Linked DNA regions of Mus musculus: region 2 is linked to region 1. A link is a contact called in ENCODE Hi-C or POLR2A ChIA-PET data. All regions are on one chromosome and are shown on one strand. The core of a region is the stretch at or near the end of the contact, and the rest is flanking DNA. Distances in the headings are between cores, read along the strand shown.

Evidence for each region. Hi-C counts contacts between places; a loop is a spot of excess contacts on that map. ChIA-PET counts read pairs that join two places held with the same protein, here RNA polymerase II (POLR2A).
Region 2: a loop to region 1 is called in a map of mouse embryonic stem cell, with 2.0 times the contacts of the local background. The contact joins the enhancer-like site here to the promoter of Med21 in region 1. A Hi-C loop is called at or near these places in 3 of 37 maps with a recorded cell type or tissue (Patski, mouse embryonic stem cell and mouse trophoblast stem cell). POLR2A ChIA-PET finds 5 or more read pairs at or near these places in 3 of 5 experiments (Patski and embryonic stem cell).

Annotation. Positions count from the first base shown.
Region 1 is chr6:146,640,612-146,645,483 of GRCm38, reverse strand. It overlaps Med21 (mediator complex subunit 21), which reads right to left and starts at 2,905. Exons shown (of 4, transcript NM_025315.3): 1 at 2,832-2,905. The coding sequence starts at 2,873.
Region 2 is chr6:146,749,850-146,754,721 of GRCm38, reverse strand. The region is part of intron 1 of Stk38l (serine/threonine kinase 38 like); the gene reads right to left. Among named protein-coding and RNA genes, the nearest start is that of Stk38l, 27 kb to the right of the region's middle. Within about 2 kb of position 2,866, at least 1 of the 3 ENCODE cell types and tissues checked has a DNase peak (open chromatin) inside an H3K27ac peak, as active enhancers do.

The sequences.
Region 1 (4,872 bases), core at 1,656-4,155:
GATTCTTGAATTAGATCCCCAGTACTGAACAAAAATTTAGGAGTAACAGCATATACATGTAACCCAATGATCAGATGGAGGCAAGGAAGAGCAGTTCAAGGTCGCCATCCTCAACTATGTAAGGGAGTTTGAGGCCAGTTTGTACTACATGAAAAACAAAAATTTTTTTAAACTGTAAATTATCAGAAATGTATTCTTCAAGATTCAAGTTGTAACCTTGTTGCTTAAATTTGTTTGTTTTTGGGGCATGATGGATCTCAGCATAAGAGAGGCAGAGACAGAGGCACTCAGATCTGTCAGTTTGAGGCCATCCTGGAGTATGTGGACAGTTCTAGGCCAGCCAGAGTTACATAAGATTCTGCCTCAAAAGAAGCAAAACTAAAAAGCATTGCATTTAAGTAATTTGAGAATATAAGTTCACACCATTCACAAACTAAACATATGTTCTCACTAGTCCTAACCCCTGAAGCCTCATTTAGTATTTCCAATCAATAAACATTTCTATTGTTTTGCTGTCATTATTTCAATGTAAAATTCTGAATTGTCATTGAAAAGCTAACCTGGTTGGCTTTCTAAGTTGCAGTGTTCTATTTAGCAGCACTGTCATAAGAAAGAAAAATATAAATGAAGCTTACTCAATACAGCAGCTAGTGTTCTGTCTTGTAAATTCATTCAAGACCCATTATTAATCTGTTCAAAAATATTTATTGAAAAACCAACTCCATGACAAGTACTGTATATATTATAGAAATGAACATGGAGTTTCCAGATGGCAGAACAAATGTTAATATTGCTCTGTGTTCCAATCTACTTTAGCTCTTAAGAGCTGAAAACAATCCACTGTAACTCCCTAGCCACATATGGGGTTTGTTTGCATCATCTAAAAGTCTCTTGAGTTTATGACATCTTTCTAAGCTCCTAGAATAGTTCTTTGTAAACACATTCCCTGTAGACACAGTAGGCATACATATTAACTCAATTATCAGTACTCCTAAGACTATATCGTATCCTTAACATCCTAACTATAGGACCTACATGAATATGCATACTTAGGAGATGAGCTTCTACACAGCATTATTAAGATTTGTAAAACCAAAAAAATTTAAATTAAAACAAGAAAGACTTGTAAAATTACAAAAGTATTTTCTTGGGAGAGGTTGGCTGGCAGCCCAGGGAATCTTTGCAAAACAGAATGTACCTTGGTGACTTCATCAACATTTAAGAGATAGCCCCTCAACTTTAAAACTACTTTATTTACACAGAATAGACTAGTCTTCCCACTAGTAGATACACAATTTCAATGTACTCTCAAAAATGATGAATTACCAAGAAGCCTTGTTATAACATTCCTGTTTAAAAAACACTGTCCAGAGAACTAGGTATTTAGATTTTTTTTTTCAGCAGGCATATACTGTGTAGGCTCTTCTACATCAAACTACAACCAGAATGACACTAAGAGATTTTAATTACCAATGGAAAACTGTTGCACTATTTTTGTTGTTGTTGTTTTGGTTTGGTTTTTTTTTTTCGAGACAGGGTTTCTCTGTGTAGCCCTGGCTCTCCTGGAACTCACTCTGTAGACCAGGTGGCCTTGAATTCAGAAATCCGCCTGCCTCTGCCTCCCAAGTGCTGGGATTACAGGAATTAAAGATGTGGGTCACCATTCCAGGCTCAGTATTTAGTTTTCCATTCATGTACAATTAAGCCAGAATAACAGCCAGAGGCGACAAAGTTAGAGAAGCTAGCAGTTTTCAGGAGCTTTTGTTGTAGATTTTGATTACTGGGCTGTTTTTTTTTTTTGTTTTTAACGCCAATCTGGTCTCCACAGTGTGCAGGTCAGCCAGAGCTACACAGTGAGACCATCTCAAAACAAAACAAAAATCCCTCTTGTGTACATTCACTGTTCTGTGGTACTGTGCTGTAAGAGCTTCACTCCACCTATAAGAGCCTCTTAGGGAAGATCGTAAAGCAGACTTAAACAAATGCAAAGAAACGGAGAGGCCAGGATCTGGCCTCTTCTAGACGTTACTCTCCAACCATTGGTGCTGGAGTCGCCAAGAGCGGAGGGAGGAGTGAAGGCCTACAGAAAGCAAGGCAAGCTCACGCCCTGGTCACTCATACACCAACCTACAAACACTCAACACTTTGTTGTGGTCTTTTGTGTTTTGTTTTCTGAGATGGGCTATCAAACTGGAGCTCAGGCTGGCCCGGAGCTCGCTGCAATCCTCCTGTCTCAGCCTCAGAGGTGGAATCACAGGAGAAATCCGTTTGGCAGGTTGAAATTGAAACGCGAGGGAGGGATACACACAAAAGTGCTTAGGCGTGTGCTGCCCCACAAAGGAAGTTCTAGAAGCATCCCTGGAACTTGAGTACTCGCTTCCTGGCTACCTGGCCGCAGACCTTGAGTCTCCTCAGGAGAGGCCGTCGTCGGGTCCCCTCCTTATTAGCGGCCACTCGTTCCCTTCCTCAAGTTCGCACCTCACCAGAGGCCCCGGGTCCCATGGCTCTCAGGAGAGACTGGCAGGTCCCACATCCTCTCAGGAGAGACCCCCGGGTCCCACCTCCCTTAGGAGAGACTGGCGGCTCCGACCTCCCCTCAGGACAGGCCCCCGGGTCCCGCCTCCCCTCAGGACAAGCCGCCCGGCCCGGTCTCCCCTCAGGACAGGCCCGTCTCCTCAGACCCCGCCCTGTGGACTACGTGAGACCCAGGCCTCACGGGGTGCGCCGCCCGCGGCGACCTCAATCTGCGCGCTCCCCGGGGCCTTGCCTCGCCCCTTCCTCCTCTCTCCGCGTCAGGAAAGCAAGGCTGGCGAGCAGAGGAAAGCCCTCACCGAGTTCACAGCGTCCTGCAGCTGAGTGAGTCTATCCGCCATGTTCACCACGCACGCAAGGGTGCGCAAAAGCTGCTAGAGCGCGAGCGATTGGCCAATTTATGACGCCTCCGGACCAATCACAGGCCTTCCTCCTTGAGGGGCGTGGTTAAGGAAGCATGCTGCCGGGGAGGGGCGGGGCCAGCCTGCGGGCCTGCTGACGTCAGGCGGGTGGGATCCAGGGCTGGTGTGGGGGAGGAGGGACGCGTGCAGGCTGAGCTGCTACGGGTTCGCGTTTACGCTGGACCGAGCCTGTGAAGGGAAGGTGCTTCCTCCATTCTGTCTGTTAGCTCTGACGAGGCTATGCCTCACGGTGTAGTCCTGGCTGGCCTGGAATGTGTTTTGTTTGTGAGGGGTTTTGTTTTTGTTCGTTCGTTTCTTTGTTTTGTTTATCTGGAACACTTGTTTTCCTTTGCTTTTACTTTGCAGGTATACCACAAAGCATACTCGCAGCCCGCCATTCACAACATTTAAATTCGAGAAATTAACATTCTCCAGGAAATCAAAATGGCTAGAAAAGGGTGGCTAATTAGTTTGGGGCAGGAGGTGCTTACCCAACTGGAGACTAGATTAGTGCTTTAATTCTGAGTGGGAGTGCCTGGGGGAAATGGAAAGCATTAAACAGCTCTGTGATGAGGAACGGGTGATAAGTAAAGTGAAAAGGAGGAAGAAGAGCATTTGAAGGTAGGAGGTGCAAACTCTGTAGACCAGGCTGGCCTCGAACGCAGAAATCTGCCTGCCTCTGCCTTCCAAGTGCTGGGATTAAAGGTGTGCGCCACCACGCCCGGTCTAGGCAGGTTCGATCTTAAGAAAGATCAGCTTCAGAATGTAAATTTAGAACTGGGGCTTCCTGACAGTTTTCCGTGTGAAGGGTGATAGCAGAAAGGTCATTTCTGTTAGCCTGGGGATATTCTGATGGGAAGTGAGTCCTGAATCTGCAAATACCTGGTTTGTGGAACTCAGACAAACTGTTTATCATAGTTTCCAAGATGATCATTTCTGGAGTTGGAGGTGGGTGGGTATGTGAGCCTGTTTTTTGTTGCTACAACTGAATAGCACAGACAAGCAATTACAAAGAACGTTTACTCCCTACAGTGTTCTGGAGGCTGGGAAGTCCACTATCAAGGTGGACTGTCATCGTGAGAGAGCCTTCTTGGTGAATCCTAACAGAGGAGGACATAACAGATGAGGAGGTTGGGAGGTATCCACCAGAGAAGACTCCTCAGATGTGGTTTAAGCCAACAGATAGTCATGATTAGCCAGCCATCGACTATACTGGGTATTCAGGATCCCAGCCTTCCTCAGGGTGAACTTTCTAGCACAAAATTCGTATCTTGAGTTGACATGACTCAGTTAACAAAAATAGTTGGGTAGAAGTGTAACTACAGAAACCAAAAAGCAAGGTTAGTACATTTACAGACTTTCCCAGAACTATGGACTTTGATATGGACTTTTATTTTCGTTTTGGCAGGTGGTGCTGCCTACATCCTCAGTTTTATGATACTTCATCGTAGAGTAAGTTGTGCTAAAATCCGGGCCTGTTACAAGGCAGGGCAAGAGAGCACACGTCAATCACATTATAGCCCATCAACATGAATGGGCCCTTAAGGGGACCTGAAGATCCCAGTCACTTTCCAAAGGTCTCAAATCCTAGTAACACATGACTTTGGGATTTAAAATTCTAGTAGATGGAATGGCATTTTGAAATCGAGGAAATAATTTTGAGGATCTCAGCTTCTGGGATATTTTTTCCCACTCGTCTATAGGAAGTTCCACTTGTGTTTCACATCTGTCTTCATTTCCACCAACAGTGTACTTTACCACTGTGGTCAAACTGGGAACCTCCACAGGTCTTGCACTTCCTCTTACAAATGAAATTGACAGTTAGGTTTGGTAGCACTTGCCTTTAATCCCGGTACTTGTATCTCTGAGTTTGAGACTAGCCTATTCTATACATCACGTTCCAGGGCAGCCAGAGCTACATAGTGAGACCATGTCTAAA
Region 2 (4,872 bases), core at 1,617-4,116, 110 kb before region 1:
ATGTCCAGGTTCACAGACCGTCAAAGCTTAAGGAAGCAAGTGTCAGCTACTTTTCTCAATAAACACTACTCTGGGGGCAAGGGTCTTTAAAAGCTCCAACCAAGTACAATTCCTAAGGATTCAGGACACTTTCTGTGCCTCTTCTTTTGGCAACAAGCAAACAAACAGGAAAATGTCCAGAAGATAGGTGGCTGAGAAGATAACACCCAAAGGGAAAACCAGGCAAGAGAAAACGGTACTACTCCAGGCCAACACAAACCTTTCACAAAGCTAAGGAAGAAACAAGCTTTTCATAAAGGCTCTTTAATAAAAAACACAAAGTGACACAGATCATAGAGTTACATGACTTGTAAGTAATGCCTGCATGAATCAGAAAGAAAGATGGAGAAGGGAAAGGAAAGAGGAAGGTGGAGGAGACACAGCCTTGGAGGGAGCAGGCGAGCTGCAACCGGGAGGTGCAGAATATACTCCTGCTCAGTTTGATGACGTGTGAAATCTAGTCTCCAATCCATTTCTGAACTACTCTATCCTACCCAAGCTTACAGGAGACTGGTATACAGAAAGAACAGCAGTGTGCTGACTTACACAGCAAGAGGTGAACAAAGGAGGAACAGGACCTGCATTTGTCACAACTCACTCCATTCCTGCAAGGGACAGACTGCTGTCAGGAAACCAGGTTGATGTGGAGAGAACAATGGAAACATTCAGTGACTTTAGGATGGAGGGGCATGGCCAAAGATTGATGAATGCCTGTCTCCCTGGGGCCCCAGACACTGCCAAGTGCTGGAGGAGAGGACACACTAACTTCCAAAGCTGAATAAAATTCCTTCTGGGAGCAGGTCTGTGGGCCAGAGGAGAAAGAAAAATGGCTGGTAAAAATCTTTGAAGATGTTTTGTGTTACACAAACATGTGTGGGAATGTAAAACAATTCTCAAGCCCTGGAGCATGACTGCATTGAAAATATAGACAAACACGGTCCTGAGATACACATTGTAAATCTGGATCTATATATAGAATAAGCAGACAAGGTCTCTTTCCTCCCCCAGAAGATGATGTAATAAACTTTACTCCAAAACCAAAAACAGATGTTGATGAAAATCTATTCTTAGGTACTTTATAACTGTCATTAGCATATTCGTTACATTCTTGTTAGACACACCTGAAAGTTCATATGGCTTGATTGAAAACCAGGTCAAAGCAAATGCTATCCATCATCACCTCTGTAACCAATGCATGCAGCACTAGATAGGGATCCTGCATGCCATGCAAACAATCTACTCGGATATAATGAAGTTCAGTCTGTGCCTATGCCCCATATATAATCATTTCATAGGTTCAAAGCTACAAAACACCTGGTGCAATGTTTGCCTTCAAAAGGAAAACTTCCTCCTAAGATGCATGCACAGTAAAGCTGGGTCCCCAGGTCTCAGTGATTAGCTTTAACAACGAAGAACTTTTTGTTCTAACCAGATACAGACTGTCTTTATATATTTTTAATTATATAAAAACTAACAAGTGTTCAAAGTTCAAAGAATGATCTGGATAATCAGTTGTTTTACACTGTAAGCCCACATCTTTAACTGACTCAACACTGGCTTTTGTCTTTTATTAAAGCTCTTTTTCTAGCCAGAAAAAAAGAAAGGATACAATCTGTAAGCCTAGAATTCCCCGATTGAGAAACATAATGCTAGTGTTCTTTAATTTCTTATTCATTTAAACAAGTGATCCCCAATTCATCAGAGAAATATTACCAACAGTGAAGTACAGCACTTGTTAGCTGAGCTGGTGGGATTCACACACAGATACAGACACACACACACACTCACACACATGCATGCATATCTATAAATAGAAATGTGTCCCCATTACCAGCAAACTTCAAAGGCAGAAAGCTTTTCAATTTCATCTCAGTATCTTTGATGCTACTTGTAATGCCCAGCAGTGTGAAGTCTCTTAATCCATCCTGACTTGTGGTACCGATGCCTGAGGCTGCAGGTCCTCAGACTGCAGCCCCAGATGCTGGGTCCCTAATGAAGAGTGCCAGTCACTGCCTCTTTTCATAGGCATATATGAGGAAGCCAGAAAGCCAGTAGGCTCAAGTTCAACACTATATATTTAAAAACTCAAAATATAATATGTATGTAGATGTCGTATGAAACTTTTTAACACTAAATCTGTAAACAAGGACCTTAATAAGGACAATAAACAAAAAAGGATAGAAATGTTCAATGTTACTCGCCAATCAAAGCACAGAGATACCACAGGATACAGGATGCTCTTTGCAGTGGAGGAGAGTGCTCCTTCAGATGTTGGCAGTGAGGCAGAGACAGGGAGTCAACCTGTACCATGCCACAGAGCCAGTGCCCTGTACCACAGTGGACCTGGATTTTGTCCTATGAACCAAAAAATTATGACAAGAGTGTGTCATGGAACAAAACTAAAGATGAGGAGGATGACTACTGAGGAAAACCCCAGTGAGTTCTTCAGCATAGCTTAGACTTCCTTTCAGGGAAGCAGGATTTTACAGGTAGCTGCAAAACTGCATTATTTAAGGGGCTCAAATTATCACTGTCTTTTTAAGTGCCTTTCCTGCCCATGACTCAAAGGCTTAAAGTCACAAACCAGGGCAGCACAAGCCCGAGCTCAACTACCTTCAAACAGTATTTATGGTAAGGGAAACATGAAGAGAAGAGAAACAAAAGAATGTTCTAGATTTGAGGAGGAGCCTGCTCCCTTTGTGTCCTCTATATTCCAAGGAAGCGTAGACAGACCAGATGCAGGTACTGTGCCAACAGTGAGGGCTTGGTGTGATGTGAGAACCACCAATGAGTGAACTGGCAGGGAAAGGGCTGAGTGGTGAGAGGTGGTGTGACATCCTGGTGAGGGGAGGAGCCAGCTGGGGAAGCAGTCTGGACAAGTGGTAAAGCTTGCATGTCTGGGGATACTTGCTGTTTACTTTCCTAAAAGTGAACTTCTAATAGGAATAGACTACACATGCATTTCTCTTTCTCTTTCTCTTTCTCTCTCTCTCTCTCTCTCTCTCTCTCTCTCTCTCTCTCTCTCTCTCTCACACACACACACACACACATACACACACACACACACACACACACACACACACACACACACACACACGTCATTCATATTCAGAGAGTGGGCATGAATTTGTGTGTGCACACATTTGTGCATGTATATGTGTGTATGTTGCGGAGGAGTCCTTTTCAACTAAACTCAAAAGTGATAAAACTACCTGAACAATTCTGAACTACAAGTAATACTTTATGGAAGCAAGAAATTAGCACCAAAATTAAACCACAGTATAGTCAAGAGTATAACTTAAAACCTAAATAGCCATGAGTGATTTTTACTAATTTTGAGTCATTTTAACTCTCCCAAGAGACTTTTTTGGTCATCACAAGTGACCAAAGAAACTGCTCCCAGCTAAAAACAGACACATGTGACTTCTGACTGGCACTGTCCTGAGCATACGGACCACTCAATTCCAGCTACTCTGACATGATCCAGAAGGTACCTGTCCCAACACATCAGAACACAAAAAATTTTAAGACTTAAAAAAATGCTAAGGAGCTCTTCAACTGACTTCTGACCACTTTATTACTGAACCCTGAACATTGCAGCAATTTAGTGATTCATGGTCTTCAGAATATAACCTAGATTTTTTAGGGAAAAAAAAAATCACATACACACACAATAAGAAAAAAAAATGTAGGGTGAAATTTTAAAAACTGTGTCCTGGCTGTCATCAAGGAAACCTTCCATACAACATAAGAACTCAGGAAACTCTCCATTAAAGCAACATTGGCATTTAAAGCCATGCACAATTTTCTAAAGTCAACTACAGGTAACACTATGGAAAATACAGCTGAACACAGGGTAAGACCTTCCAAAGGCAATTTTGCTTACAGAAAGCTGATACTTAAGTGACGTGAGGATTTTCTTATCTGTTGTTAAGTGACGGGGTCATTCCCCCATTCCCCTCACTGTATGGAAGTGAAGCACAGACATGGGGAGAACAAGCTAAGTGGTCCACAGACAAGAGGTGGTGCAACAGGCTATGTAGTAGCCTATAGCGAAGCTCCCACTGCGGCTGGTAAATTCACAGGGCAATGGCAATCCCAGGACACTGCACCACCCTGCAGAGCAGCTCAGTGCCAGCACTGACTGAGGACTAGCCCATAGACTCTGTCGTCTCAGTCTACTCTAACATAGACCCCAATAACCCAGCCACTGTTTCCCATCTTGCCTTATGATCTGGGTTCTACCTACTTTGTCCAGATGGTCAAAGAAAAAAAAATAACCATAGGCTTCTTGAAAGCCAAGGTGAAGATACTACCTACAGAAGAATCTTGGTTTTATTTACGTTTCCTTCCCCTGCCCCTTCTCCTCCTACTATTAACCTCCTCTCTTCTCCTCCTCATCCTCCTCCTTCTTCTTCTTCTTCTTCTTCTTCTTCAAGATAGGGTCTTACTATGATCTAGGGGCCCTGGAACTCTCCATGCAGACCAGGCTTACCTCTAACTCACAGGAAAAAATCTGCCTGTCTTTGTATCCAGAGTGTTGGGATTAAAGGTGTGCACCACCATGCCTACCCACCTGATTTTAGTCTTTGTTCTACTTATCTATGGAAAAGCTCACTCATCTAAGAGACTGGAGCACATCTGGACGCTGTAACAATCACATTCTATTTTAGTAGCTGATATCACATCATAATGCTAACAGTTAAGTAACTCCAAAGTTCTGAAAATGGGAAAAGGCTCACAATGTCTGAGCTCACAGAGGAACTTATGTTAAAAGAATGGGACTTTCCTACAAACCCACACAGGCTCACATCAAAACTACTTCAACAATTC